Regions from separate parts of the Homo sapiens genome. Here region 1 is linked to region 2. Evidence: read pairs that join two places in POLR2A ChIA-PET (ENCODE). Cell type or tissue: A673. All regions are shown on one strand. Each heading gives the region's core, and the rest is flanking DNA. Links, peaks and the distances in the headings are about the cores only.

What was found. Peaks named below come from ENCODE experiments on the same cell type or tissue, not always from the same donor. Only the 100,000 strongest peaks of a DNase experiment are listed, where the experiment ranks them.
Region 1: POLR2A ChIA-PET joins it to region 2 with 11 read pairs; 13 of 35 experiments call an interaction of 5 or more read pairs at or near these places.

What each region holds. Positions count from the first base shown.
Region 1 is chr6:149,494,568-149,506,905 of GRCh38, reverse strand. PPIL4 (peptidylprolyl isomerase like 4) reads left to right here. Exons shown (of 13, transcript NM_139126.4): 13 at 1,202-2,411. The coding sequence ends at 1,453. Among named protein-coding and RNA genes, the nearest start is that of ZC3H12D, 16 kb to the right of the region's middle. RefSeq lists enhancers at 9,918-10,137, 9,706-10,206. In A673, for the core only: no CTCF peak of the experiment used is centred there; a DNase peak (open chromatin) is centred at 7,665.
Region 2 is chr6:149,435,546-149,447,883 of GRCh38, reverse strand. ZC3H12D (zinc finger CCCH-type containing 12D) reads left to right here. Exons shown (of 6, transcript NM_207360.3): 6 at 1-1,089. Among named protein-coding and RNA genes, the nearest start is that of SUMO4, 41 kb to the right of the region's middle. RefSeq lists an enhancer at 6,330-7,244. In A673, for the core only: no CTCF peak of the experiment used is centred there; no DNase peak of the experiment used is centred there.

The sequences.
Region 1 (12,338 bases), core at 6,504-9,003, 56 kb before region 2:
GCCTAATCAGCTGAGTGAGGTGGCTCATGCCTGTAATCCCAGTACTTTGGGAGGCCGAGGTGGGAGGGGATCACTTGAACCCAGGAGTTTGAGACCACCCTGGGCAACATGGGGAAACCCCGTCTCTACAAAAAAATACAAAAATTAGCCAGGTGTGATGGCACATGCCTGTGGTCTCAGCTACTTAGGAGACTGAGGTGGGAAGGATCGGTTGAGCCTGGGAGGTTGAAGCTACAGTGAGCCATGATCGTGCCACTGCATTCCTGCCTGGGAGACAGCAAGACCTTGTCTCAAAAAAAATTCTCCTCTCTAACTTCTGTCTTTCTAAACATGGAAGATGTATTTGAACATCTAGAGAGGAGCTGTTATAAAATAAAACACTTTAAAAATTAATTGCTCAGACCCAAGTATACATTATCCATTTTCTTTTTTCGAGATGGAGTTTCGCTCTTGTTGCCCAGGCTGGAGTGCAGTGGGGCAATCTTGGCTCACCGCAACCTCTGCCTCCCAGGTTCAAGCAATTCTCCTGCCTCAGCCTCCCGAGTAGCTGGGATTACAGGCATGCGTCCCCACACCTGGCTAATTTTGTATTTTTAGTAGAGTTTCTCCATGTTGGTCAGGCTGGTCTTGAACTCCTGACCTCAGGTGATCCATCCACCTCAACCTCCCAAAGTGCTGGGATTACAGACGTGAGCCACCGCATCCAGCCTCCATTTTCTTATTTAAGACTTACTGACTTGTCTAAGATCTCTTCCTGCTAAGTTATTTCAATGATATCTTCTTATAGGATTCTTATGGGAATTTTAGTAGTTTCATTGCAGATCAATAATGGGACCACGTTTTGGGGGAGTGAAGGGTGGGGAGCTGGGAATAAGACTATACATAATCAGAATTTTTGATTTTGCAGATTGCTCTAGAGACATGTTCTGATTTCAGTTGAGCTATTTCAGTTCCATATTTTTGAAGCTGATCCTTCGTTTCAGCCAAAATAGTAGATACAAATCAATGACGTTGTTAAACCTTTTTCTGAATTATTTTATTGCTTTGTAATTTACAAGATTCTTGACATTAGTGGTAGTGTTCACATTTAAGCTGTTATAACAGCCTTCTAATGGTAGACTTTTCTAAGTTTTATTAATTGAAAATGCCCACAAAATGATTATTTTACTGATTCACTTGTAATTCCCCCTTCCTTTGACAGGATATCTATAGAGAAATGGGGTTTGGTCACTATGAAGAAGAAGAAAGCTGTTGGGAGAAACAAAAGAGTGAAAAGAGAGACCGAACTCAGAACCGAAGTCGTAGCCGATCTCGAGAGAGGGATGGCCATTATAGTAATAGTCATAAATCAAAATACCAAACAGATCTTTATGAAAGAGAAAGGAGTAAAAAGAGAGACCGAAGCAGAAGTCCAAAGAAGTCCAAAGATAAAGAAAAATCTAAGTATAGATGAAAGATGAAGAGGCAGAATTGAGAGGCTAACATATTTACTCTTGTCTAACTTAAGAGTGCCAGGAAAGCAGATGCTTAGATTTTGTGTCAAAGCTTGTTATTTTTTTCATACTAGGATTATGGTCTTTAGATTAATACTGATTATATAGAGCACGGAAAGATAAAGAATTGAACATTTTCTTTGTATACTTTTTTACACTAATTTTATTGTTATACATAAATGGTAGTCTTCATTTTTGAAGTCTTACATTTTCACTCTTTTTTTAATGAAGTATTTCATACTACAAAAATACATAAACGTATATATAAAGGGATAATAAATGTAAATATCTGTGTACTCATCAGCCAGCTTAAGATACAGATGTTGTCGACATTTTAGAAGTTCCCTAAGGCCCTCTCCCTCTCAAATAATTATTTGGAATTTTGTGTTTGTCATTTGTCTATTATAGTTTTACAACATACGTATGTATCTGTAAGTGAAATGTTAATTTTGTATGTTTCTGAATTTTATATAAATGGCAAAATGTTTACTTCTGTGACTTTCTTTCATTTTTATTGCTATATAGTATTATATAAATATACTACAACTTATTCATTCTTGATGGACATTTGAGTTTTGTTTATTTGTTTTTGCTGTTGAAACAATGCTGCTGTGAACATTGTATCTAGCAGTTATATTGCTTGATATATTGATAAAATAATGCCAAATTTGTGTTCTGAAGTGACTGTACTAGTTTATACCTCTCTTGGCACTGTGAGTTACCTTTGTTTCATAGCATCTCCAACACTTAAGTTCAGACTTAAAAATTTGCCAACCTAGTGGATGTTAAGTGGTATCTACCTGTGATTTCCAGCAAGATTACTGTTATCTCTGCTCTTCCATGTGTAAGATGTCATTTTTTTCCTGGCTGCTTTTAAGGTTTTCTGTCACTGGTTGTAAGAAGTTTGATTATGATGTGCTTGCTGTAGTTTTTTTTTCACGTTTCTGCTGCTGCAGCTATTTTACCTGTGGGTTTATGGTTTTCATAGAATTTGGAAATTGGGGGGCATTTTTTCTTCTGTTATGGTTTTCTCTCTGCTCCTCTCATGCTTCTCCTGGGGCTCTGATGACTTGGATGTACGTTAGGCCCCTCAGAATTTTCTCCCAGTGTGCTGATTCTGTGCAGCTTTTTAAAAAGCCTTTTTCTCTCTGTGTTTCATGTTGGGTACTTTCCAGTGCTGTGTCCTCATTGTTTATTAATCTTTCTGTCTAAAGTATCTAATTTCCTTTTAATCGTATCCAGGTATTTTTCACCTCCGACATATTTTTAGTCTTTAGAATTTCTGTCTGGGTCTTTATCTCCCATGTGTCTCCTTCACATGCTCATGCCTTCCTCTATTTTTTTTTTTTTCAACATCTGGAGTGTATTGATAATAGCTCTTTCAGTGTGCTTGCCCATTCTGTCATCTGCATCATTTCTGGTCTGTTTCTATTGATTGATTCCCACCCTACCCCAACCCCCACCCTGCCCATATTGGATTGTAACTTCCTTCATTACATGCCTGGTAATTTCTGTTTTTAATATTGGGTGCTGGAGTTCTTTTAAGTATCTTGAACTCTGTTTGGGGACATAAAGTTACTTGGAAACAATCCGATCATTTTATAGCTTGCTTTTAAGCTTAATAAGACAGGACTGGGACAGCCTTTAGTTTAGGGCTAATTTGACCCACTACGAAGGTAATACCGTTCTGAATAATCTTCCTGGTTACACGGTTTCTGCATTCTGTCTGTTGGGAACATGAAATATTCTGAACCCTATTGAGCTCCCAGTTGTATCTCCTGTTCCTTACCTCACATGCATACACTGCTTGGTGTTTAGCTGAAGACTTAAGGGAAACCCAATATTCTGCCCTGCAAATCTTACCTTGGCTCCCCTAAATTCTCTACCCAGGGAGGTTCCCTTCCCTAGCCTTAGTGCCACAGCTTAGAAACCCCATGTAGAAGCTTGCGCAATTATAGGGCTTTCTTTGTTTTCCATCTCTCAGGAGTCACTGTCCTGCACTGGCTTTTGTCTAACATCTGAAAAACTTCCTTGTATACATTTTATATAGGTTTTAATTTAAGGTGGAGAAGGTAAATCGTGCCTCTGCTACTCCATTTTGACTAGAGTGGAAGTTAACTTTGTATTTCCTAAATGTTAATGAGGCTGAGCATCTTTTCCCATGTTTATTATTCATTCCTTATTGCTCTCTGAAAAGCTTGTTTCATGTCTTTTGCCCATTTATATAGTAGTAGATTGTTGTCTTTTTATACTTAATAGATTGTGGATACTAAGAATAAGTTAAGGAGTGCTGTCTCTCTCTCCTTCCCTCTGTCTGTTCTCTTGGAAGAAAAGAAAAACATTTAAATTAATCTGTTCCTTAAAAGCTGGATAGAGCTTGCCTATAAAATTGTCTGAACTTTGCATTTTTTTGTGAGAAAATTTCTTAACTATTGATTAGGTTTCAAAAATTATAGAATTATTAGCCTTTCTATTTCTTTAATGTTAGTCATTTTTATTACATTTTTCTGGGAATTTGTTTTCATTGACGTTTTTATTTTTTGATAGCATTGCGCATAGTTTAGCTAGATTTTTCTATCCTGCTTTGTTGATGAATGTCCTTATGTTTTAGTGTGTCTCATAAACAGCATATAGCTAGATGATGATGATGATGATTATTATTACTATTTTGAGACGGAGTCTCACTCTGTCACCCAGGCTGGAGTGCAGTGGCGCAATCTCAGCTTACTGCAACCTCCACCTCCTGGGTTCAAGCGATTCTACTGCCTCAGCCTCCTGAGTAGCTGGGACTACAGGTGCTTGCCACCAGGCCTGGCTAATTTTTTTTTCTTTTTTTTAGTAACAGGGTTTTCACCATATTGGCCAGGCTGGTCTGGAACTCCTGACCTTCTGATCTGCCCACCTCAGCCTCCCAAAGTGCTGGGGTTACAGGTATGAGCCACTGCACCCGGCCAATTATTTTTAAATCTAATCTGAACTTTAACTGGTTAGTTGAGTGCATTTTTATGTGTACTGATGTATTTGCATTTATTCCTTACCACCTTATTTTGTGCTTTTTATGTTTTTTTCTTCCACTCTTTTTTTTTCTTTTGGAATCAAAAATGTTTTTTAATTCCACCCTCACCCCTCTGCCCCCTCTTCTTTGTTTTGGGGGAATTTCCTTGGAATATTACATCCGTACTTAAAAAGTATAATGTTATATCTTTATCTTCCTCTCTAATTGAGAGTCTTGGAACTCTCCAAGTCACCCCTCTTGCAACTTTCGTGTTAAAATCATTCAGTATTTTAGTTATAGCTTGTGATTTTTCACCTTAAAATTAGACCTTGAGCTGGACTCAGTGGTGCACACCTGTAGTTCTGGCTCCTGAATGGCTGAGGCCGGAGGATCCCTTGAGGCCAGGAGTTAGAGGCTGCAGTGCACTGCGATTGTGCCTGTGACTAGCCTCTGTACTCCAGCCTGGGCAACATAGTGAGACACCATCTGTTAGAAAAAAAATTAGACCTTGTGATTATTACTGTTTTTGTACAGATAATTGTTGGTTTAGATTTACTTTATATGTTAGAAGTGTTTGTTTATTCATTATTATTCTCACATCTCAGACCTTTCACCTAGGATAATTTTCCTTCTTTCTGAAGCACATCTTTTGATGTTCCTCTAGTGACATCTGTTGATGGCAAACTCTTAGTTTACATTTATCAAAAGTATTTTCAATTCATTCTATAAAGTTGATTTTATATGTACATAATTCTAAGTTGAGGTGTGTCTTTTTTTCCCCCAGTACTTTGAAGAATTAGTCTACTATCTTTTTACTTTTGTTACTACTGGGGAGAAATCTTTTGTCATTCCAAATGTCATTCTTTTGGATATAATGTGACTTTTCTTTCTGATTGCTTTTTTGCTGTGGTTAAACTTTCAATTTTGAAATCAGTTGTAGATTGGCATGCAATCATAAGAAATAATACAGAGAGAACCTGTGTACCCTTTGCCTAGTTTCTTCCAGTGATACCATCTTGTAAGATTCTAGTATGGTATCACAACCAAGATGCTGACATGGACACAGTGGAGATACAGAAAATTTCCATCACTACAAGGACCCCTCTTGCTGTCCTTTTATAGCCACGTCTACTTCCCTGCCACTTCTGTTTTCTCCTTCACCTCTGTCAACCACTGATATGTTCTCCATTCCTATAATTATGTCATTTCAAGGATTTTATATAAGTGGAATTCTGTATTATGTAGCCTTTTGGGGAGCCACTCATAATCCGGAAATACATAATCCCAAATGCCATGATCATGAAGGTTGAAACCCTGATAATCATAATCCCAAATATGTAATTCTGGAAAGAATAATTTTAAAAACCTTTAAAAGATATTTATTTACATTTTGTTTGTTTGTTTGTTTTGAGATGGAGTCTTACTCTGTTGCCCAGGCTGTAGTGCAGTGGCACAGTCTCAGCTCACTGCAACATCTACCTCCCAGGTTCGAGTGATTCTCCTGCCTCAGCCTCCCAAGTAGCTGGGACTACAGGTGTGCGCCACCATGCCCGGCTAATTTTTGTATTTTTAGTAGAGATGGGGTTTCACCATGTTGGCCAGGCTGGTCTCAAACCCCTGACTTCAGGTTATTAACTTTTTTTTTTTTTTTTTTTTTTTTGAGATGGAGTCTTGCTCTGTCACCCAGGCTGGAGTGCAGTGGCACGATCTTGGCTCACTGCAAGCTCTGCCTCCCGGGTTCACGCCATTCTCCTGCCTCAGCCTCCCGAGTAGCTGGGACTACAGGCACCCGCCACCATGCCCAGCTAATTTTTTTTGTATTTTTAGTAGAGACGGGGTTTCACTGTGTTAGCCAGGATGGTCTCGATCTCCTGACCTCGTGATCTGCCTGCTTCAGCCTCCCAAAGTGCTGGGATTACAGGCATGAGCCACTGCACCTGGCTGATTATTCACATTTTTAAAAGAGGATTTGAGAAATACAAACACAGGCCACTTTACACAATAAAATAGGCAACAATAACATACGTATGTTTGCAAGCATAAGCAGTTCTCAGCTCTACTAATGACAGTCACATGGGTATGACAGTTATGAACAGATGAGTGGTATTTATAAAGAAATAGGTCAAAAAGGGAAATGTATCAATGCATAGCCCTGTGGTTGGTAATTGTGTATGCTCAGCTTTATAACTGCAGTCATTTGAAATACTTTAAGAACAACCAGTGTCTTCCACTGGCTTCACTCAGATGCTAATCTCTGGAAACACTTGCACAGACACACTCAAAACACTAATAAGTTTCTAGGTGTTCCTTAATCCAATCAACTTGACACCTAAAATTAAGTCCCAAAGAACACCTCTTATCAACTCAGCACCCATACATACCTCCTTAAACCGTACTTAATTTCCAAATAAAGACAATGAGAAAGTTGTAGTTCTACCTATCATGATGCCAGTATCCTCTGATTGTGATTTTTGGGATTTTAGACATTATGGATTTTAGATTAGGCATTTTGATCTTTTGGGATTTCACCATTCAGGATTAAGGTGTTCGAGATTGTGTCTTACAGGATTATAAACCAAATCCCTTTTTGGGATTGGGTTTGTTTTGCCCCAGTCAGCCTTATTCTTCAGAGATTCTTCCAGTTTGTTGCTGTATCAATAGTTCACTTTTATTTTATTTTGTTTTATTTATTTATTTGGGATGGAGTCTCGTTGCCCAGGCTGGAGTGCAGTGGCGCCATCTCAGCTCACTGCAGCCTCTGCCTCCTGGGTTCAAGCAATTCTTCTGCCTCGGTCTCCCTAGTAGCTGGGATTACAGGCGCACACCACTATGCCTGGCTAATTTTTGTATTTTTAGTAGAGACGGAGTGTCGCCATGTTGGCCAGGCTGGTCTCGAACTCCTGACCTCAGGTGATCCACCCGCCTCAGCCTCCCAAAGTGCTAGGATTACAGGTGTGAGCCACTGTACCTGGCCAATAGTTCACTTTTATTGTTGAGTAGTATTTCATGGTATGAATATACTGTAGTTTGTTTAACCATTCACCCATTGAAGGACATCTGGGTTGTTTACAGTTTGGGACCGTAATGAGTAAAGCTGCTGTTAGTTTCTTTGTGAACACAGTCTTCATTTCTTCTGGATAACTGCCCAGTAGTGCAGTTGTTAGGTCATATGATAATTGCATATTTAAAGAAACTGCTGAACTGTTTTCCTGGGTGAGTCAGACTGCTTTACATTCCCACCAAGAACATATGGGCGATCCACTTCATCCGCATTCTCAACAACATTTAGTTGTGTCTCTGTGTTTTATTTTAGGCATTCTGGTAGGTATATAGTGATAGATATATAACTTACTCTGGTTTTAATTTTTATTTCTTTAATTGGTAATGTTGTTGAGTATCTTTTCATGTACTCATTTTGCCATCTGCATATCCTGTTAGGTGAAATGTTACTTTATATCTAATTGGATTTTTAGGTTTTTTTTTATTTTTGAGTTTTGAGAGTTCTTTATGTATTCTACATACTAGTTCTTTGTCAGATATGTTGCTTGCAGCTGTTTCCTCCCAATATATAGCTTGTCTTTCTTTTTTTTTCTTTTTTAAGACAGTCTCGCTCTGTCACTCAGGCTGGAGTACAGTGGTGAGATCACAGTTCACTGCAGCCTCAACCTCCAGGGCTCAAGCAATCCTCCCACCTCAGCCTCTTAGTAGCTGGGACTACAGGTGCCTGCCACCACAGCCAGCTAATTTTTTTTTTTTATTATTAGTGGAAACGAGGTCCCTATGTTGCCCAGGCTGGTCTCAAACTCCTGGTCTCAAGCAGTTCTCCCGCTTTGGCCTCCCAAAATGCTGGGATTACAGGTATGAGTCACCATGCCTAGCCTCCAATGTATGGCCTGTCTTTTAATAGAGTTTTGTAGAGTACAAGATTTTAATTTTTCTGCAGTTTATCAGTTTTTCCTTTTATGGATTGTGCTTTTGGTGTCAAAAGTAAGAACTCTGCCGAGCACTAGCTTCCGAAATTTTTCTCATACTTTTAATTTTTTTAAAAAAATTCTCTAGTTTTACATTTAAGTCTGTGATCCATTTTGAGATTTTTTTTTTTTTTTTTTTGACTTATGAACATCCACTTGTACTGGGACTATTTGTTGAAAAAGGTCTCTGGCTGCTTTTAAGGTTTACCTTTGTCTTCGGTATTCTAGAATATTCCACTATAATGTGTCTAGATAGGGATTTCCTTTATCTTTCTTGTTATATCCTGTGTCTGATGGCTTAATGTTTTTTATTATTCTGGAAACTTCTCTGCCATTTTTTCTTCAAATAGTCTCTCTCCACATTCTATCTATTATTTCCTTTTGTAATCTTAGTCAGTTTTATGTAAGGCTTTCTCCTCTTGTTCTTTGTATCTTAACTCATATTATCCAGATAGTTTATTCTGAATAATTGTTTCAGGTCTATATTCCAGGTCACCCACTCTTTTTCACATAAGCCCAGTCTCTTATTTAACCCATCCACTGAATTTTTAATTTCAGTAATTTTTTGTTTTTGGAGTTCTGTTTGATTCTTTCTTGAATTTTCCTGGTTATTTTTGATTTTCTGTTGTTCTTTGCTCATTTATTTCCACTCTGTTTTATTTACATAATTATATTGTTTCTGATAATTCCAGTATCTTAATTTCTTAAGAATTAAAAAAGTTTTCCTGCTGACCCTTGTGCGTACTGGCTTATTTCCTTGTGTGTTTCAGATTTTTTTCCCCTTAAATTGGGAGGACATACTTTGGGACTCCTAAGGTACCTAAAATGAAGATGCTTTTCTCCAGAGAGGATGCATATTTACCTTTCAGACTCCAGGTGATGCAATCACTTGGGGCCACTTTCATTTGTGGCTTGGAATTTCCATGTGCAAGCATAATGTATTTTTGAACCCTAGACCTTGATGAAAGTTGACAAAGTATCAGGGAAAACATATCTAGCATTAAGATCTCCCATCTATACCCCCATCATTGCAGAACTGGGTAAAACGCAGGTGTTGTTTTTTTGTTTTTTGTTTTTTTGAGATGGAGTCTTGCTCTGTCACCCAGGCTGGAGTGCAGTGGTGCGATCTCAGCTCATTGCAACCTCCGCCTCCACCTCCCGGGTTCAAGCGATTCTCCTGCCTCAGCCTCCTGAGTAGCTGGGACTACAGGTGCCTGCCACCACGCCTGGCTAATTTTTGTGTTTTTAGTAGAGATGGGGTTTCACCATATTGGCCAGGCTGGTCTCGAACTCCTGACCTTGTGATCCGCCCGCCTCGGCCTCCCACAGTGCTGGAATTACAGCCGTGAGCCACCGTGCCCAGCCTTAGTGGTTTTTTTCCTAGCCCAGTCTTTCTCTGACGAACTTGTTTTAGGTGAGCTCTTCTATTATAGTCTCCTGGCTTCATGTGAAGATCTTAGGCTCAGCTTCCCAGTTCTCTTTTAGGTCCAAAGCCTTGTCTTTATAAATATCCCTCATCACTGTGACCTGAAGTCCTTAGTCCCCAGCTGTGCAGGCAAGGGCATCCTGGCTAGTGGCCTGTTTACCATTTTGTTAATATATTTGTGAGTCATGAGGAATTTCCCTGTCTTGCAGTCTCATCAGTGCATGTAAAAGTATGATTGCTGGCTGAGTGCAGTGGCTCACGCCTGTAATCCCAGCACTCTGGGAGGCCGAGATGGGCGGGTCACCTGAGATCAGGAGTTCAAGACCAGTCTGGCCAATATGGTGAAACCCTGTCTCTACTAAAAATACAAAAAATTAGCTGGGCGTGGTGGTGCATGCCTGCAATCTCAGCTACTCGGGACGCTGAGGCAGAAGAATTCCTTGAACCCGGGAGGCGGAGGTTGCAGTGAGCTGAGATCACACCATTGCACTTCAGCCTGGGCAACAAGAGTGAAACGCCATCTCTAAATAAATAAAGTATGATTGCTGTAATTTATCCAGCATGTGGATGTTGTATGGAGGAGGTGGGAGGGGGCGGTTACAATTCAGAATATCTAGTTCACCATACAGCTAAGAGCAGTTGTCTCCCTGCTATTGTACATAATTCTTAGCCATGAATAGAAAACATTTTAAATACATAAGAAACTATCACTCTGAATATAGAAAAATACATACTGTTCATACAGAAGATTCTAAAATGTAGTCTGAAAGAATGAATGCACAAGGGAGAAATGTTGGTTGCAGGTGATGGAGCAGTGAGAGGAAATAACCTCCTCACTCCCGAAGCTTGATTCAGTAGATCCAGTGGGAAAAACCAAAGTAGTAAAAATGTTTGAACCTATCATTGCAAGGCAAAACTCTCCTTAATTGCAAATGCTGCAATTAGGTATGAGAAACTGGTTTTAACAAAGATGTGTGTACAGAAACGTAGTGTTCATCACGTATCCTTGATTAGATGCAGCGCAGTCTTGGCTTCATGATACTACTACTAATCTACGGTAAAGTGGCCATGTTTCCTATTTCTTCTCTTTTGCTTCTCTAGGTTTTAGGTGAACTCTTAAAACCAGTCTCCATTTATATATTCTACTGGCTTTTGCTAACCTGTCCCCGCAACCCCTCCCCCGGAAAAAAGATTGAGTGAGCTGTTGGTAGTCAGATATTTTTTAAGTTAAAAAGCTGTTTGGGGCTGGGTGTGGTGGCTCACCTGTGATCCCAGCACTTTGGGAGGCTGAGGCAGGCGGATCACCTGAGGTCAGGAATTCGAAACCAACCTGGCCAACATCGTGAACCCCTGTCCCTACTAAAAACACAAAAATTAGCTGGGTGTGGTGGCAGGTGCCTGTAATCCCAGCTACTCAGGTGGCTGAGGCAGGAGAATTGCTTGAACCTGGGAGGCGGAGGTTGCAGTGAGCCGAGATCGTGCCATTGCACTCCAGCCTGGGTGACGAGTGGAACTGCATCTCAAAAACAAAAAATGAAACAAAACAAAACAAAACACCAAAACTATTTGGAGCCTAACATTTCTCAGTTATTATAACTTCACTGTAAGGTTTCAGCTTAATCTTTCTTACCAGTTGAATTTTCAAAGATTTTGATCAGAACTATTAAAGGCTAAATAAAAGAAACTTTAAATACACTCAGCAATCATACTTTTACAAGTGTCTTTTAATAAATTAGTTGCTTTTTAGTTACTGAAAAACATATTTCATCTTGGTTTTCTACTCATCATAAAAACATTTAATCTTAAGTTTGACATTTCTTACCCCATCTAGACTGAGTCACAAAGAATGCATAATAGCTAGTAAAATCGAAATCACAGGAACCTTACCTTTCAGTGGCTGTTGCTATGAAACCATGTTTTGATGGGAAATTTGAGAGAACCCTGGGCTTCCTGTTATTAAATGACAGATTGTGGAGATCCCCTTGATTTTCAAAACTCTTTTTTTTTTTTTTTCAAGACGGGGTCTTGCTCTTGTCACCCAGGCTGGAGTGCAATGGTACGATCTTGGCTTACCACAACCTCCGCCTCCCAGGTTCAAGTGATTCTCCTGCCTCAGCCTCCCAAGTAGCTTGAATTACAGGCACCTGCCATCATGCCCTGCTAATTTTTGTTATTTTTAGTAGAGACAGGGTTTCACCATGTTAGCCAGGCTGGTCTTGAACACCTGACCTCAAGTGATCTAAGAGCCTCAGCCTCCCAAAGTGCTGGGATTATAGGCATGAGCCACCACACCCAGCCCAGAACTCTTTTTAAAGCAAGTCATTTTAATTACTCTTCTGCTAATGGGAAAATCTATATTCTTACCTTATTTTACCCACATTCGACTACTAGTTAGGCTTAATTTTGCTAGGGGCACTGTCAAGAGTTAACAATTTTATGTTTTCGCCTCCTCT
Region 2 (12,338 bases), core at 3,730-6,229:
TTAAACTGCTTCCTTTGAGAACAAGTTTGAGTTTTAGTAAGCTGTAAAGCTGTTTTATTTGATTCACTGTGAATAAGACAAGTACAAAAAAAAAAGTGAAAACACAGCACATTTCAAGTGTAATCCCCTTTGGAATTTTTCCAAAGTCTTAGTATATGTCTTTGTGACAGAAAAACATAGATGGGACAGGTAAATGAAATGTTCCTAGTTGCATAGCTGTTAACCATGCTTCAAAAATAAATCATTTTTTACCACACCTGGATTCTTTATTGTCAAATTGTCTATTAGTTTCTCCTACTGGCTTTCCCCTAGATTGGTCTGTTCTGTTAAAAATTGTGGGTTTAGACTGGGCACGATGGCTCATGTCTGTAATCCCAGCACTTTGGTGGGCTTCATGAGTTCAGGAGTTCGAGACCAGCCTGGTCAACCTGGTGAGACCCTGTCTCTACTAAAAATACAAAAATTAGCTGGGTCCGTGGTGGGGCACACCTGTAATCCCAGTTGCTCGGGAGGCTGAGGCAGGAGAATCACCTTGAACCCAGGAGGCAGAGGTTGTAGTGAGCTGAGACTGTGCCACTGCGCTCTGCACTCCAGCCTGAGCGACAGAGTGAGACTCTGTCTCAAAAAACAAAAAAAAGTAGGCGTGAAGAAGACTGAGGTTGTGGCCAGTCTCAGCAGCCGCAGTTCTGTGTTGTTCCACCTGGGGGGATGTGAGGGGCTCAAATCCACCTTTTCCAGGAGAAGCAGTGAGGCCATGGCAAGGACCTCCCTTTGCTGGATGTGCAGCAGGCAGTTCCCAAGGACACAGGCTGCTTGCCCATTTCCTAGACTTCTAAAATCCTCATTATAGAACTATGAAGCCATCTCATAGAAGCTGCTCTTCTTGTTCAAACATGCAGCAGAGCTCTCCTCGACTGATCAAACCAGAGGCTGTTGCCATCTTGGGTTTGCCCTGAGGCAGCCTTCCCAGAGGCCTCTGGAAGGGGGTTTGGGGTAGAACTGTAGAATGTCAGGGGTTGAGGAGTAGAAGCAAGACAAGCCACTCTAATTGGCATTCTTCCAAATAAAATGGATCCAGCTTTGGTTTGACATTGAGCTCAGCTGAGGAGCCATGCCCCAGCTGCGGCTGGCATGGACACAGCTCAGATGAGGCCACAGAGGCTGTGGGCTTCCGGGGAAAAAGTCCATCTATGGGGTGGGGTGGGGAGAATACCGTAGAAGTCAGGGATGGGGGGAGGGAGGCATTAAGGTAAAGAAGATACAAGCTAGGAGTGATCGGGAGTGGGGTTCTGGGAACTGGAGCAATTCCTTGGAATCACAGATCCCACCAGGAGGGATTGCACAGAGCCGGGACCAGCGGCATAATCTGTGGGACTCTATGCAAAATCAAACTGCAAGGTTCCCTGTTCAAAATGTGTAACAATTTCAAGATGTCGGCAGAGCATGAAACCAAACATGGGTTCCTTCGAAGCGTAGGGCCCTGTGCGATGGCACAGGTCACATGCCCAGGAATCTAGCCCCCCATGGAGTTACCCAAAACACAAGCAAGAGAACATTCTCAGTGCCGAGAGTATGTTCAGAACAAAACATTGACTGAAAGAAGTCAGAGGCCAAGATGCATGTGCTTCATAGCTAGAAAAGGCCATGGCGTCGGAGCAGGTGCTGGTCCCCCAGCCTCTACCTGAGGGTTTGCTTGCTGCAGCCACCTGAGGACTAAGTGGGGCTCCCTTGGCTTTCCCTGGAAGGGGCTAAAGGGGAGAAGTCAAGGGGCTTGGGCAAATCACACTCTGGATTGTCCACTTCCAAATGAGTGAGAGATGTCAGTCTGGGTAGCTCTAGAATTATACGTGTTTGTATTAGCCAAAGTTCTTGGCTACAAGTATGATTCACAAAACCAAATGGCAGGAGGCCGGGGGTAGAAGGCAGCTGCTGAGTTGACCGGAATTAGGGCCTCAAAACCGTGTCAGGACTCTCGTCTGTTTCCTTCTGCACCTGTTTCCTTCTGTTTATTCTCTCCTTCCAAGGTTTTTCCTGCACAATGAGAGCCATTCTCGTGGCCGGCTTAAGCACGCATCTTTCCAACTAAAGGACTCAAGGAGACAGCCTCAGAAAGATCCTGGGGAAGGATTCTGATTGGCCTGGCTTGGGTCACGTGCACATCCCTGGACCAATCACTGTGGGATAAGGAAGTACTACAGTTGGTCCAGCCTGGATCTCAGGCCCACCTCTGGCTTGTCACCTCATAGCTGAACCCACATGGTTGGTGGTGGCTGGGGAGAGGGAGATGAGCAGTGCCCTCAAAGAAGGGGGGACACTGTTTAAGCAGACAACACACATGCCCACAGCAATGTGCAAACCTGGGCACTGCACCAAGGCTCGGGATGGCCCTGCCCTCCTCCGCCCTCTACCCTGGTCCTATTTGAGAAAGCGGCAGCTGTGTTAGGAAAACGCTTGTGTCTGCCCATCCATAGACAACACGGTCTCCTGTGGGAGGAAGGTGGAAGGGCCGCTGCCACAGAGCCAGAGGTATCATCAGGTTAGTCTCGCCAATGCTGGGACTGTGGCCAGAGGAGCCCTGCTGTGGCATACCACCAAAAACCCCTGTCGGGGAGGAAGAGGCTCTGCAGAGTCAGAAGGTGACCTTGTTCCTTTGACTCACTTCTGAACAGATGCCCTCTAAGCTCAAGAAGCTCCTGGAATCACAGCAGCTCAGCCTAGCAGCTGGTGGCTGGGCTGAAAATGGGGGCTGGGGCCTGACCCAGCTGGGTAATTAATTTGTCCTGAGTTCCTGGGGACAGCTCTCTGTCCTCACGGAGGGATGACACACCTATCCCAATGCCCAGAAACAGGAAAGGTGCTGGGTAAATAAACAGAAAGGCAAACAGGCCCAGCGCTCAGAAGCCAGCTGAACACTGTGCTTATTAACTGGCTGGCTGACATGGACTGACTGACAGTGATGGGCTGGCTGGCTGACATTGATTCATTGACACTGTCTGACCAACTGACTGACAGTGACTGGCTGACTGACACTGATTGACAGACTGACACTGACAGACTAATGGATGAACACTGATTGACCAACTAGCTGACAGACACAATGATTGGCCAACTCACATTGGCTGACGGACACTGGCTGATGGACACTGGCTGACTGAAACACTGGGTGGCTGACACTGGGTGACACACTGGCTGACTGACACTGCCTGACTGACACTGGCTGAGACTGGCTGACTGACACACTGGCTGACACATGGGCTGGCTGACACTGGCTGGCTGACACACTGGCTGACATTGGCTGACAGTGGCTGACACACTGGCTGACTGACACTGGCTGACTGACACACTGGCTGACTAACACTGGCTGACACTGGCTGGCTGACACACTGGCTGACATTGGCTGACAGTGGCTGACACACTGGCTGACTGACACTGGGTGACTGACACTGGCTGACACTGGCTGACTGACACACTGGCTGACTAACACTGGCTGACACTGGCTGGCTGACACACTGGCTGACATTGGCTGACAGTGGCTGACACACTGGCTGACTGACACTGGGTGACTGACACTGGCTGACACTGGCTGACTGACACACTGGCTGACTAACACTGGCTGACACTGGCTGGCTGACACACTGGCTGACATTGGCTGACAGTGGCTGACACACTGGCTGACTGACACTGGGTGGCTGACACTGGCTGACTGACACACTGGCTGACTAACACTGGCTGACTGACACACTGGCTGACTGACACACTGGCTGAGTGGCACTAGCTGATGAGGCTGAAGTGTGGCCAGGACCTGTGGCTGGCTGTTGAGAGTGATTACTCAAATAGAATTAGCAAATCACAATGGTTTTGACTGTATCTGCAGTCAGTCTTACTCCTGAATATAACATATAACATATGTGTGATGACGCCAAGCCAGATTAAGCCTCCAAAGTTAGGTTCACAGAGGGCATTCCTGAATGAGGCAGTTACAGAAACATTTCCCCCAGAAAGAAGCCTGGGAAGCACAGGAAGCGGTAGAGGTTCCTCCCCTGACAGGGGTGATTTCCCTGTCTGGCTCCTTGCTGTCTCTCGGAGGCTGTCTCCAGCTCTCAGTTCTTCAGAGCTCCGACTTCACAGCAATCACCCCCCTGCAGTCCTCTGGGCTCTGTGTTTTGCTCCATCACGACCCCTTTCCTCTCCCACTCTTCTCCATCTGTTACCTCCATGCCCCTCAAATCTCCCCATCCTTCAGAGCCCTCCCCTTGAACCTTCCTCCAGGGCATCTGCCCAGGCCATTCCAGTGCCAGGAGCCCTCGTTATTCTCAGATTGCTTCAAAGCTGTCCTTTCAGGGCAGAACTGGTCCACTCTGCTCCACGGCACCCTGCCAACAGTTTTGCTTTGAACGGTTACTTGTTGTGCATTATTGAACTCTTCCCTTACATGTAGGCTGGACTTCCCAGCTGGGCCACACACACTTGGAGGGTTGGGATTCTGTCTCAACCTTGTTCCTGCATCAGCCCTGAGGCCAGTCAGTCAGGACAAGCTCAGAAACAACGCAGGGCTGAATCCCGGTGGGCAAGCCATTGAGTTGGTTATTGGTTTGTGATGGATGCCCATTGTAGGTTGGCTGGGGCTTACATGCAGAGACCTGGGTGGACGCAGTTTCTGTCTCCAGCCTCACAGTGAGTTACCTCCAGGAAAGAGAATGTTCAGAAATGTGCACTGGACCCTGAAGCTTCTGCCCAGATATCATTGCTGCTTCCGGTTCATTGGCCCAAACAAGTCACATGGCAACACCTAGGGACAAGAAAGCATGATCCCACTGTCTGCACATGGTCGACATATTTGGAGAATAGCACTCATGACAATTTGCCTGTGGAGGCCTAGAGAGAAATACTTGCTGATTGAAAATCCTGAAGGAAAGAATGAGTTAAATGAAGCATGGGACATCCACTTAATGGAATACCATAGGGCATTAAAATGATACTGCAGAACGATGCTCATGAGCTAGAAAGTGTTGAGCATGTATAGTGAAGCAAAGAAGTAGGTTATAAAAAAGAATGTCCCGGCCGGGCACAGTGGCTCATGCCTGTAATCCCAGCACTTTGGGAGGCCGAGGCGGGCAGATCATCTGAGGTTGGGAGTTTGAGACCAGCCTGACCAACATGGAGAAACCCTGTCTCTACTAAAAATACAAACATTAGCTGGGCGTGGTGGCTCATGCCTGTAATCCCAGCTACTCAGAAGGCTGAGGCAGGAGAATCGCTTGAACCTGGGAGGCAGAGTTTGCAGTGAGCCGAGATCGTACCACTGCACTCCAGCCTGGGCAACAAGAGGGAAACTCCATTTCAAAAAGAAAAGAAAAGAAAAGAAAAGAAAAGAAAAGAAAAGAAAAGAAAAGAAAAGAAAAGAATGTGCTATATAATCTTTTTTTTATTAAAAATGCTTATTATAGGAAAATACCCAGGGAATTCACTAAAAGATCATCAGAATATATCTCGATAGTGGGATTATGGTTACAGGTGATCCTCTCCCCATTTTGGTTTCTATTTTTCTAAATCTCTGTATTTAATAACTTTGGGTAACATGAAAAAAAAAATTTGCCAAACAATGCTGTATTTAAAAGTATAACATACACATTCATTATTCAGAAAATTCAGTCATCTTTATAAAAAATTATTGTACAGAATGTAGCCATTGTAAAATTCAGGGATCTTGCAGTGACATCTGATAATACCAATGGGGGTCCCTTCAGGCCGTTTTCCACACATACATGCATGTGTGCATTTTTCATGGAAAGAAAATCCTCGTGGGCCAGATCCCTGGCTAGCCCCGGGGCTGTCAGACCTGAACCCATGTGCATAGTCCAGGTGAGCAGCTCACCTGGATGCGCTGCTAGAAAATCCCGTGCGGGCCCTGGCTCCTGGGCCGGGGAGTGAAGGATCTTGGGAGGCTCCTCTGGGAAGCTGCCCACCTGCAGGCTGCAGTGGCTGTTGGGGGAAGACCTGTCAGTCTGCAGCACCCAAGGCCACGAACACTGTCCTGGGTCTGGCATTAGGGACTGTGCTCTCGCCAGTGCAAGGAGGCAGCCCTCACTGTGGGTGCTTAGCTCTGGGGGCCTCATGGTCTGGTCTCTTGGGAGAGAAGGAGGAAGATTTTCCTGTTCTCTGTTTGAGCTCTTTGAGTTGATTCGGCTCCAGGGAATTTTTTTGGCCCAGTCGTTTTCAAAATAGCTCTTCATGATCTGTTTGTGGCAAAGGCAGTAGATTTATGGCGTTGCTGACCTTTGATTTGTTGTCAAAGCTCTGCCTGGGGTCGTGGGGAGGTTTTCCTTTGCTTATTTACCCAGAGTGATTTAGGAACCTCAGTGGCAAGAGGTTTCCCATTTCTTCCACTGTAAGACCTGACCGCATGGCCTCTGCCATCAGGGTTCATACCCTGGGAGAGGCTCAGCCTCATACTTCATACAGAATGGCAGCTATCCTTTGGATGCCCTGGGCCATGTCATTCGTATTCCTTGGCCCACAATCCTTGTTGAGAATCCCCCGAGAGAGTCCCCAGAGCTGCGTGTCTCACTCTGCCCTGCCACCCGCTGCCTGGCCTCTTCCCACCTCCTTTTGGGCTCCTGGCCCTTCACAGCTGAGGGGCTGAGGAAGAGCGGATGAATTATTATAATTCTGATGAGTCAGCCTCCTTCCAGAGTCTGTGAGTGCAGCTGGGGCCTGCAGCACCTGTGGGCAGCTGGGCTGGTGTGCAAGGAAGGAGGGCTCGTGGGGTAGGTTAGCGACACTGAGCAATCCTGGGCCTTGTTCTTTGGGCCTGTAGGTGAGGGCTGTGTACTTTTGTGTGTGGCTTTGTCTGTTCACGGCGGGATAGAGTCTGGAGGAAACTCAGAGGTCCTGAGTGGACGCCTGTCCCGGAGGCTGAGTCACTTGCTGAAGGCACAGGGGGAGCTGGTGGCCCTGGGGCCTTTGTGTCAGTTTAGGGATTTCTACAAAAATATCCTGGTTCATTCATTCATTTATCCAGCACGATATGTGAGGCCCCTGCTATGTGCCCTCTGTTCTAGGACCTGGGGAAAGTCCTGCTGTCACAGAGCTCACCTTCTGGTTCAAAACAAAGCTCGGGTTCATTGTGCACATTCCTTCTACCCTGTTTCTGAATCACCCCGGGATGCTCACAACAGCCTTTGGGATGTGCGCCATTAATTCCATCTCATAGAAGAGAAAACTGAGGTGCTGGAAGCAACTTGCCAAAGGTCGGTTTTGTATTATCTTTATGGTTACTTAGGCTAAAAAGAATTCGGTGTAAAGAGTAGTATGAATGCATTTATAAATAACTCTAGGGGCTGGGTGTGGTGGCTCACGTCGGTAATCTCAACACTTTGGGAGGTAGAGGCGGACAGATCACCTGAGGTCAGGAGTTCGAGACCAGCCTGACCAACATGGAGAAACCCTGTCTCTACTAAAAATGCAAAATTAGCCGGGTGTGGTGGCACATGCCTGTAATCCCAGCTACTTGGGAGGCTGAGGCAGGAGAATCTGTTGAATCTGGGAGGCGGAGGTTGCAGTGAGCCAAGATTGTGCCGTTGCACTTCCCCCTGGGCAACAGGAGCAAAACTCCGTCTCAAAAAAAAAAAAAAAAAAATCTCTAATCTGCATGAAAGATTGGTTGGTTAGCATTTGAAGGCCCCTAATAGGGGTTTCTCTCTCCAGAGGAGGGACCTTAGGAGCCTAATAATTGTTACAGAAATAGATGCTAGAATCTTGTTAATGAGCAGAAACGACATGAGAAATAATTTTTCATTGTTGAAAAGGGGGATGTTCAAAATATGTGCTTAGCTGGCGCAGGCCTCAGACCTACACACAAACCTGTGAAGGTCTGCCAGTAGTGCTTTGGTCTCTTTCTTTTGCTGGCAGAATGAACTGAGGCTGGGCTAGATGGGGGAAAAGCAAGGGGTTGGTGGACTGGGATTCCAGGCTGCTTTTCAGCTTCTGAGCTGCCTCTTCCCACTGACCTCAGCAAAACAAGATATAATTAACCCCAAATCCCACCCCCACCCAGCTTGAATCAGGAAGAGATAGAAATCTTGAACAGACCAGTAAAAAGCAGTGACATTGAATGAGTAATAAAAAATCTCCCAACATTAAAAAGCCCAGGACCCAGTGAAATCACAGCCGAATCCTACTAGACATTCCAAGAAGAATTGCTACCAATCCTACAGAAACAATTCCAAAAGATCAAGGAGGAAACCCTCCCTAACTCATTCGATGAAGCCAATATCACCCTGATAACAAAGCCAGGAAAGAACATAACAAACAAACAAACAAAACTACAGACACTATCTTTGATGAACACAGATACAAGAATCCTCAACAAAGTTCTAGAAAAGTGAATCCAACAGCACATCAAAAAGATAATTTACCATGATCAAGTGGGTTCCATCCCAGGGCCCTGGGATAGTTCAACATATGCAAGTCAATAAGTGTGATTCACCACATAAACAGAATGAAAAACAAAACCATATGATGATTATCTCAACAGATGCAGAAAAAGTATTCCATAAAATTCAGCATCACTTTATGATAAAAACCCTCAACAAACTGGGCACAGAAGGAACATAGCTCAAAATAATAAATGCCACATACAACAAACCCACAGCCAACATCATTCTGAATGGGGAAAAGTTGAAAACATTCCCCCAAAGAACTGGAACAAGACCTGGATGCCCACGTTCACTACTTCTATTCAACACAGTACTGAAAGTCCTAGCCAGAGAAATCTGGCAAGAGAAAGAAATAAAGGGCCTCCAGATTGTAAAAGAGGAAGTCAAACTATCTCTGTTTGCCATGATATGACCTTATACCTAGAAAACCCCAAAGACTCATCCAAAAGACACCTAGATTTGATAAACGAATTCAGTAGAGTCTCAGGTTATAAAACCAATGCACACAAATGAGTGGCACTGCTATACACCAGCAATGAACAAGTTGAGAGTCAAATCAAGAACTCCACTCGTTTTATAATAGCTACCAAAAAGGCCGGGCACGGTGGCTCATGCTTGTAATCCCAGCACTTTGGGAGGCTGAGGCAGGTGGATCACCTGAGGTCAGGAGTTCGAGACCAGCATGAACAACATGGAGAAACCACATTCTACTAAAAACACAAAATTAGCTGGGCATGGTGGCACATACCTGTAATCCCAGCTACTGCAGAGGCTGAGGCAGGAGAATCCCTTGAACCAGGGAGGCAGAGGTTGCAGTGAGCCAAGGTTGTGCCATTGCACTCCAGCCTGGGGCAAGAAGAGCAAAACTATGTCTCAAAAAAACAAAACAAAAACAAAAACAAAAACAAAAACAAAACAAAACAAAACCTAGGAATATACTTAACCAAGGAGATGAAAGTTCTCTACAAAGAGACCTATGAAAGAAAGTAGATGAAAGAAATCATAGATGACATAACCAAATGGAAAAACGTCCCATGCTCATGGGTTAGAAGAATCAATATTGTGAAAATGATCATACTGCCCAAAGCAATCTCTAGATTCAGTGCAATTCCTATCAAAATACCAAGGTCATTTTCCACAGAATTAGAAAAGCCCTCAACCTAAAATTCACACGGAACCAAAAAGAGCCCATATAGCCAAAGCAATCCTAAGCAAAAAGAACAAATCTGGAACAAAAGAGCAATCCTAAGCAAAAAGAACAAATCACTACCCAAGTTCAAATTATATATTACAAGACTATAGTTGCTAAAACAGCATGGTACTGATACAGAAATAGACACATAGACCAATGCAACAGAATAGAGAACCCAGAAATAAAGCCAAATACTTACATCCAACTAATCTTCAAAAAGCACACAAAAACACAAACTGGGGAAAGGATATTCTATTCAGTAAATGCTGCTGGGAAAATTGGATTGCTGCCTTTAGAAGAATGAAACTGGATCCCCATCTCTCACTGTATACAGAAATCAACTCAAGATAGATACAATACTTAAATCTAAGACCTGCAACCATAAAAATTCTAGAAGAAAACCTAGGAAAAAGTCTTCTGGACAGGCCTAGGCAAAGAATTTATGACTAAGACCCCAAAAGCAAATGCAGCAACAACAACAACAAAAATAAATGGGACCTAATTAAACTAAAAAGCTGCACAACAAAAGAAATTATCAACAGAGTAAACAGACAACCTACAGAATGGGAGAAAATATTTGCAAACTATGCCTCTGATAAAGCACTAATATCCAGAATCTACAAGGAACTAAAATAAATCCGCAAGAAAACAACCCAAATAATCACATTACAAAAGTAGGCAAATGGCATGAACAGACATTTCTCAAAAAAGATCTGCAAATGACCAACAAATGTATGAAAAAATGTTCAATGTCACTAATCATCAGGGAAATGCAAATTAAAACCACAATGTAATACCACTTTACCCCAGCCAGAATAGCCATTACCAAAAAGTCAAAAAACGATAGATGTTGGCACTAATGTGGTAGAAAAAGAATGCCCACATCCTGCTGGTGGGAATGTAAATTAACACAACCTCTAAGGAAAGCAGTATAGAGATTTCTCAAATAACTAAAAGAAGATCTACCATTCAATCCAGCAATTCCACTCCTGCGTATCTACCGAAAGGAAATTCAGTCATTAAATACTAATAAAAAGAAGACATCTGCACGCGTATGTTTATTGCAGCACAATTTACAATTGCAGACATATGGAGTCAACCTGAGTGCCCATCAACTGATGAGTGGATAAAAAAATGTGGTGTCTGGCCGGAAGTGGTAGCTCAGCGGTGGCTCACACCTGTAATCCCAGCACTTTGGGAGGCCGAGGTGGGTGGATCACTTGTAGAGGCCTTGTAGAGGCCAGGAGTTCAAGACCAGCCTGGGCAACATGGTGAAACCCCGTCTCTACTAAAAATGCAAAAAATAGCTGGGCATGGTAGTGCTGGGCATGATGTGATAACAGCACTGTCCTCGGCTACGGGAGCTCCGTGACCCCGGGCCCCGGCACCTCAGGGCTGTCGTTAAGCTCCTCGCAGAGTAAGTCGAGGGGGCACGGTTGTCCCACCTACAGAGGGCACTTTGCTGGCACTAATCTCAGTGTGGCTGTGAGTCCAGGCAGGCTTGTGGCTGTTTTCAGCCCATGCTGGGGGTTGTGGCCCACGACAGTGCTGTTATCACCTCAAAGGCTGTGACAGTGGCTGCCAAACACCCATCGCTCTTGCCCCATGGAGAAAATATCAGGGATCCAAAGTTGCAGCTGACCCAGCCACAAAGCCACTGGGCCATGAGGCCACTGAGCACTTTTGTGGGTACAGGACGGACACGGTCTCCAAATGGAGGGAGACAAAGAGCCTGGAGCCACTTGGAATCCTGGGGATCCTTGGTGACCCATCACCTCAGCTTGCCCAGGACCGTCCCAATGTTAGTACTGAAAGTCCTGCATCCTGGGGGACCCCTCAGTCCCAGGCAAACTGGATGAGGGTCACCCTGATTCCTCACAAGCCCATGACCCCTGAAGGCAAATGGCCGGGCAGCTCTGAGCACTGGCTCTCACCCTTCTCTGCTCCAGTGTCTGCAGAGACAGGAACATCTGGAGGAACGGGGAGGATGGTCTTGCTGTGAGCCTCGGAATAGAAATCACAAGAAGCCAGATGGCAGAGCTTTGGGCCTGGGATGGGGCAGCTGGCTGCACCAAGGTCCTGGGAAGAGTCCACAGCACAGGCCAGCCCCGGGCCCAGCCGCCACCGGCCTCCCCCAGCCCCTACTGTCACCCTCTGGAGGGTTGACTGTCACTGCTGCATCTATGGTCTCCCTGCTCTGGTCACGTCACGACCTTCAGAATCAGGTAAGTTGTCAAGGGCTAAGTCACCACCAGCCCAGGGTAAGAGACTGATGTGGGACAATCACTTAGGGCCCTTGGTTGACCCCATTCTCTCTCCACCGTCCTCCTTCACGTCCTCGTCAAAGCCTACTCTCCACAAAGACAGCATAGGAGGCATGATCTGGGGGAAGAAGACCTTTCCTGGGCCCACGCCCAGGAGTGAGGAGGCAGCTCTGTCTTCTCTGTCTCCATTTCCTGGGGCTAAAGTCAGAGTGCCTTGTGGCTTTCCCACCCTGCAGCACGGGACCTTCTCCCACGTCCAGAGAACCCTCAGCAGCCCCAGTCATAATGACAACAAGAGGCTGGGCGCGATGGCTCACGCTTGTAATCCCTGCACTTTGGGAGGCCGAGGCGGGTGGATCACCTGAGGTCAGGAGTTCGAGACCAGCCTGGCCAACATAGTGAAACCCCGTCTCTACCAAAAATACAACAACAACAACAAAAAAT